Linked DNA regions of Homo sapiens: region 2 is linked to region 1. Evidence: chromatin loops called from intact Hi-C (ENCODE). Cell type or tissue: GM12878. All regions are shown on one strand. Links, peaks and the distances in the headings refer to the core of each region. The heading gives the core; the rest is flanking DNA. Region 1 overlaps TPM4 (tropomyosin 4). Region 2 overlaps MED26 (mediator complex subunit 26).

Evidence for each region. A loop is a pair of places that touch in the nucleus more often than their neighbours do. Peaks named below come from ENCODE experiments on the same cell type or tissue, not always from the same donor. Only the 100,000 strongest peaks of a DNase experiment are listed, where the experiment ranks them.
Region 2: it touches region 1 in a loop (9-fold over the local background); 3 of 110 quality-filtered maps call a loop at or near these places.

What each region holds. Positions count from the first base shown.
Region 1 is chr19:16,078,810-16,081,711 of GRCh38, reverse strand. The region is part of intron 1 of TPM4 (tropomyosin 4); the gene reads right to left. Among named protein-coding and RNA genes, the nearest start is that of TPM4, 3.8 kb to the right of the region's middle. RefSeq lists enhancers at 504-1,231, 2,328-2,557, 2,588-2,657, 2,848-2,897. In GM12878, for the core only: a CTCF peak has its summit at 1,319 (motif pointing right); DNase peaks (open chromatin) are centred at 1,420 and 2,221; H3K4me3 peaks cover 2,235 bases; H3K27ac peaks cover 2,500 bases.
Region 2 is chr19:16,587,081-16,589,982 of GRCh38, reverse strand. All of the region lies in intron 1 of MED26 (mediator complex subunit 26), which reads left to right. Among named protein-coding and RNA genes, the nearest start is that of SLC35E1, 16 kb to the right of the region's middle. RefSeq lists enhancers at 634-683, 894-1,063, 1,314-1,383, 1,554-1,603. In GM12878, for the core only: a CTCF peak has its summit at 1,391; DNase peaks (open chromatin) are centred at 1,372 and 2,412; H3K4me3 peaks cover 2,084 bases; H3K27ac peaks cover 2,500 bases.

The DNA.
Region 1 (2,902 bases), core at 110-2,609:
ATAGCAAAAGATGAGCATCGCCAAGCGTGGTGGCTCATGCCTGTAATCCCAGCACTTTGGGAGGCTGAGGTGGGTGTATCACAAGGTCAAGAGATCGAGACCATCCTGGCCAACGTGGTGAAACCCTGTCTCTACTAAAAATAGAAAAATTAGCTGAGTGTGGTGGCACGTGCCTGTAGTTCCACATGCTCAGGAGGCTGAGGCAGAAGAATCACTTGAACCCGGGAGGCGGAGGTTGCCGTGAGCTGAGATCGTGCCACTGCACTCCAGCCTGGTGACAGAGCAAGACTCCGTCTCAAAAAAAAAAAAAAAAAGCGAGTGTCCCAGTACAAGATGGGTAGTTGAGTCAACATAGGAGTCAAACATACCATGTGCTTTGAGATGAATGTCAGTGCTGGTCTCTCCAGCAACACAATAGACCCAACGTTAGGCTAAGATCTAAGATAGGCTCTTCTCTGAAAAAGGCACACAGTGTTACCACGTAGAGAGTTCTAGGGCTCACTGTGAGATTCTTAGAAAGCAAGGCCATCAGTGACCCGGCTCATTGTGTCCTGTGAGTTCCGCTCCCATTCACCTGAATGGCAAGATAAATGCAAGACTATGGAGCCCTCAGTTAAATGTTGGCCATGCAATTACCAAGGTGGGACGAGGCGGGGGAGCCTCGTTGGAATTCCATCCTTCAATCCGCCTGGCTGAGAGATGGCAGGACAAAAAGATATGGAAAGGGAAAGAAAACTTGGTTGCAGGCATGGAAGACATACCCCAATAGTGTTATTGGCTTTTCAAGGTGTTTTTACCTACAAGAAAGGAAGTACAATGGGAAGCATTAAACCAGGAACTCCAGGGCCAAAAAGTGCTGGGCTGGAATCCCCGCTTTGTCATTTTCTTTTTAATTTTTTTTTTGAGATGGAGTCTTGCGCCGTCACCAAGGCTGGAGTGCAATGGCATGATCTCGGCTTGCTGCAACTTCTACCTCCCGGGTTCAAGCAATTCTGCCTCAGCCTCCTGAGTAGCTGGGATTACAGACGGACACCACCACGCCTTGCTATTTTTTTGTATTTTTAGTAGAGACAGGGTTTCGTCTTGTTGGTCAGGCTGGTCTCAAACTCCTGGCCTCACGTGATCCACCCGCCTTGGTCTCCCAAAGTACTGGGATTACAGGCGTGAGCCACTGCGCCCGACCGTGCTTTGTCATTTTCACAGCCACGTGGTGTTGGGAAGGTTGCTTCCTCATCCTGGCCCTCTCCATCCCAAAGCCTGATTAGTTACCGGACTGCCTTGAGGCTGTAACTCCAGAGGGTGGCGCCGCTTATGCCCAGCAGGTGGGATGTGCCAGAGAAAGGCATCTCTTACTGCCACGGTTTTATTTTACTGCAATTTCATCCTCACACATCGCACCCATTTTACAGGTGAAGAAACCGAGGGGCCCCACTGGGGGAAGTGGTTTTATTCAGTGACTCAGAATTGGTAAGAAATGAATGGCCTCTTAAGACCCACCCAGGGCTCTTCCTTGTCAGAACCTGTCCCCTAGGTCCTGCCAGGGCTACGAGGCAAGGCGAGTTTTCCAGCGATGCCTGCTCTTTGGAAGGAATATTGAGAACGGGTCAAACGGGCCTCAACCGAGAGGAAAAGGGAAGCCACGCTAGCTTTTTCCTATCAGAACAAATGAAGAATCCCTGAACTGGGGAAGGCTATCAAAATTATTAGGAAGGCCGGGCGCGGTGGCTCACATCCGTAATCCTAACACTTTGGGAGGCGGAGGTGGGTGGATCACATGAGGTCAGGAGTTCGAGACCAGCCTGGCCAACATGGTGAAACCGCATCTCTACTAAAAATACAAAAAAATCAGTTGGGTGTGGGGGCAGGCGCCTGTAATCCCAGCTACTTGGGAGGCTGAGGCAGGAGAATCGCTTGAACCCGGGAGGTGAAGGTTGCAATGAGCCGAGATCGCGCCACTGCACTCCAGCCTGGGTAACAGAGCAAGATTCCGTCTCAAAAAAAAAAAATTATTAGGAAACCACTCCCTCTCCTGCCCTGAGTTCATACTGGGGGAAAAAAAAATAGAATGAGGCTAACGTGGCCGAAAAACTACACAAATAGAGTCAGGAAGGTTTCTCAGCCTCAGATTCCTAGAAGCAGAAAGAGGGCACTCCCACAGGTGTTTCGTATTGCAGTGTCCTCTGAAACACCAAATGCAGAGAATTGTGAAAACCACTGATGAAACTGTCTTAAGAAACGTCACTGAGGCCTTCCCATGAATGGGTGCCTTTCATTCTTTTTAATTGCCTAGATCTTAACTCCTCCTACCACCTTCAGTAACTGGGCCAGGAACTGATGTTGCAAAAACACTCTGCAACCAACACCATTATCGAATTCCAGGACATTTTCATAACCCGCCAAAGACAAACAAACAAACAAAAAACTGTGTACCCATTAGCAGTCGAGGAATTGATTTTAAAGATCAAACAGAGGTGCTTGATTCATGAGTTGTCTTTTAAGAAGTGAGTAGCCCTTATGTGGGAAATTCTGAATCCTGGCAAACAACGCTTTTGGCAGATTTTCAGCTGTCTGGAGTTGGGAGATACACGCATATCTGTACATGCATACATATATATGTATTTTTGAAAAACTGCTAGTCACGGCCGAGTCATTTTGGGTTCCACCCCTTCCTGCAATCAAAGCCTTCCACACGCTACAAAGGATTTCCCTTATAAGGTAAAAGAGGCTTGCTAGATACATGTGGCAAAGGAACAGGAAGATGTCAGTTAATCACACAAAAATCTAAACGAAACCAGCTGTCGGGAAACAGGCCCAGAAGTCTACCACACGCCGGCTCCTGGCTTATTCTACAAGAGTGAAAGGTTTTTTTTTTTTTTTTTTTAACCCACCCCTGGTCTTAGTT
Region 2 (2,902 bases), core at 146-2,645, 510 kb before region 1:
TGTAGAGGTGGCCAGGGCTTGTGTTGAAGCTGTTTTCAGACCTTGTTCTGTGGGGCTCTCAGAGGGTCTGGGCCGTGGGGAACGAGGGGCTGCTTTGCCAACACCTCCCCCTCCTCCACAACCCTGACAGCTTCACCATCTGTTTCTGTAGGATGAGGTGGCCTCTAAGATCATGGAATTCACACACAGTAGGTTATTTTTAACAACCTTTGTAAATATAGTCTAGAAAATATACATCTAGAAAAGTGTACAAGTCCCAAGTTTTACAGCTGAATGAACATTTATGAACACATCTGAGAACCCCAGTCCACCCAGGTTAAGGAACAGAGCCTTTCCCCTGAAGCCATCTTCAACGTCCTCTCCTAGTCATTCTCTGCCTGCCACTACCCTGACTGCTCTCACCATCTAGAAGTCTTGCCTGCTTTTGACCTTTTAATCCAGGACAAAAAAAAAATGTGTTTTTTTGTGTTTGGCTCTTTGACTCAACGTTGTTTTGAGATTTGTCTTTGAGGTTATGTGTAGCAGCAGTTTGTTCATCCAACATTGAATGGACAGACCATGATTTATTTATTCGGTGTTCTGTTGGTGGCTGCGTGGGCTGTTTTCAGTTGGGGCTGTTCTGATACAGCTGCTCTGAGTGCATTTCTGTAGGTGCTGCTTGGAGTGGAATTGCTGGATCATAGCGTGAGTGTCCATCCTTAAATGGTGGTTACCATGGGATCCACAGAGTCACCAGACTCTTTCTTGGGTGACAGTGTCCTTGGTTCTCTGCACCGTGGCCCTCGTTGCAGGAATGCCCAATGAGAAGGCCCCTGTGCCCACTCCTGTCCCTCCAGCTCCACACAGAGCCCAGGAGCTGTGGGGGAAGGGGTGGCCCTGGACCTGAGCCAAGTGTAGTCCTCCCCTGGGGTTTCCTGGCAGCCTGGGTGAGAGCCTCAGTGGTGGCATTTTATCTGTTGCTTCTGTTCTTGACCTTGGCTGTCTCTGTCTACTCCTCCGGGTCAGTACACAGGGATCCTAACGCCCCCTCCCAGCATCCAGCGGGCCCAGAGTTTGGTAGAGCACCTGTGTGCAGTCGGTGCTCAGAGAGCATTTGATGACTTGTCTCGGGGAATTCTAGAAGGTCACTAGTTCTCAGGATCTTACAGCAGCCCAATTGGACAGGCAGGCGGGGGGCTGCTCTCCTTCGGCTTCCTCTCTCAATGGGCCTCTGAGGCTGCCTCCAGGCACCGTGCTGGGCACTGCCCTGCCTGAATGGATCTTACAGACCACAGAGCAGCCCAGCAGAAAGTGCAGTGTGCGGGTCCTCGTGGCCTGGCCCCTGGGGGCGTGGTCTCCAGCACACCATTCATGCTCTACAGACACCATCTTGTGGTTTTCTCATGCTCTCAGAGGAGGAACTGGGCTCCAGTCAGTGATAGGTCTTGCTTGCGTCAGTGCTGGAGGCCAGGTGCGGTCCCCTGCTACAGCTATGCGCGGCTCAACCATCAGGTCCTTGTCTGCCCAGCCTCAGCTAGGATCTTCCAGGCGGCGGCACAGGGTGCGCTGTTGTGTGCATCTCTGTGCTTGGCAGTCTCTTGAAGGTTGTTCCCTGTTGATTCCTGAAAAGCTGGCTCGTTCTTATTTGGGCTCTGTCTTTGGCGGAACATATATGGGCCGAGCACTGTGTGTGTGTTTCCCCCGAGGATGTTGGGTCATTTCCAGTCTTCTGCAGCTGGCATTCTTATCAGCTGCTCCTAGAAGAGAGAGGCTGAGAGGGAGAAGCCCCCACCCAGCGTGCTATCACCAGGACTCCGCTTGGCTTCCCACTGCTCCAGTTCTATCCGCGTAGCAACGAGTCAATTTACAGATGAGCTTTGAGAGCTCTTGTGCCTTCACAAAGGGCCAAATGGCAGTAAGAATCGTAAGTTCTGCAGACCTGAAGCAGAGGTCAGGAGAGTCTAGGTTGGTAGTTTGGTTGGGAAGAGCTGCTAAAAACAGAAAGTGGGAGGGAAGGACGCTGTGGGGGCAGTGGCTGTGGAGAGCAGCGCTGCCTGCCTCCTGGCTTCATCTGCAAGTTTCCCTCGCTGCAGAAGTCAGGCATGCCTACTGATGGAGCTCCTACTTCTGCCCCAAGCCCTGGGCTTCCTCTTTCTGAGTTGCTCATGGGGTTCAGTCAGGGCTCCGCGTGCTGCCTGTACTCAGGTGGCATTTCCCGTCCCCCGGGCTGAGTTGTAGCATGCAATTGCATACTTGCCCAAGCATTACAGGAGCTGTGGCTGCAGGACAGGGAGGGCCACATGGACATGACAGACCACTCAGGTGGCCGGCTGCTCCTGGGAGTAGCAGGAGGGCCCCAGCAGGAAGTGCTTTTCAAGTGGTGAGCTTGGTGGCTGTGGCCGAGACATGCACCTTCCCGTCATTGTTCCTCCCAGTGTCATTCTTCCTCTGAGAAGCTGTGAACTTGAGGCTTTGCCCCTGGGGTTTGAGGCTCCCATGAGGTCCCCTCAGAGGAAGGTGCCTTCACTGGGCAGAGCCTGGTGGACCTGCACCAGCCCCATGAGGCTGAGCGGAGAGTGCAGGGTGGGGCCCGCCTGAGGGTAAGCACAGCAGCACCCCTCAGGGCTGCGCTTTCCAGAGCTGAGAGGGAGGGCAGAGCTGGGGTCTTGGGGTGGAGGTGGGGTGGGGATGCAGGTGCCGCCTCTTGTACTGACTTGCACCAGAGGCAGTTTGGCTCCCAGCTGCCTGGGAACACGTGCGGAGTTTGTCAGAAGCAGGAAGACTTGGTGTGGCGGGAACCAAATCACAGACACACACTCTCCCAGCAAAGCCCTGTTTGATTCACCCGTGTGTCCTCAGCAGACACGACTGTGTGTTGGGGGTTGGGGGGTGGGCGAGGTGACTCAGCCGCGGACGGCATTAG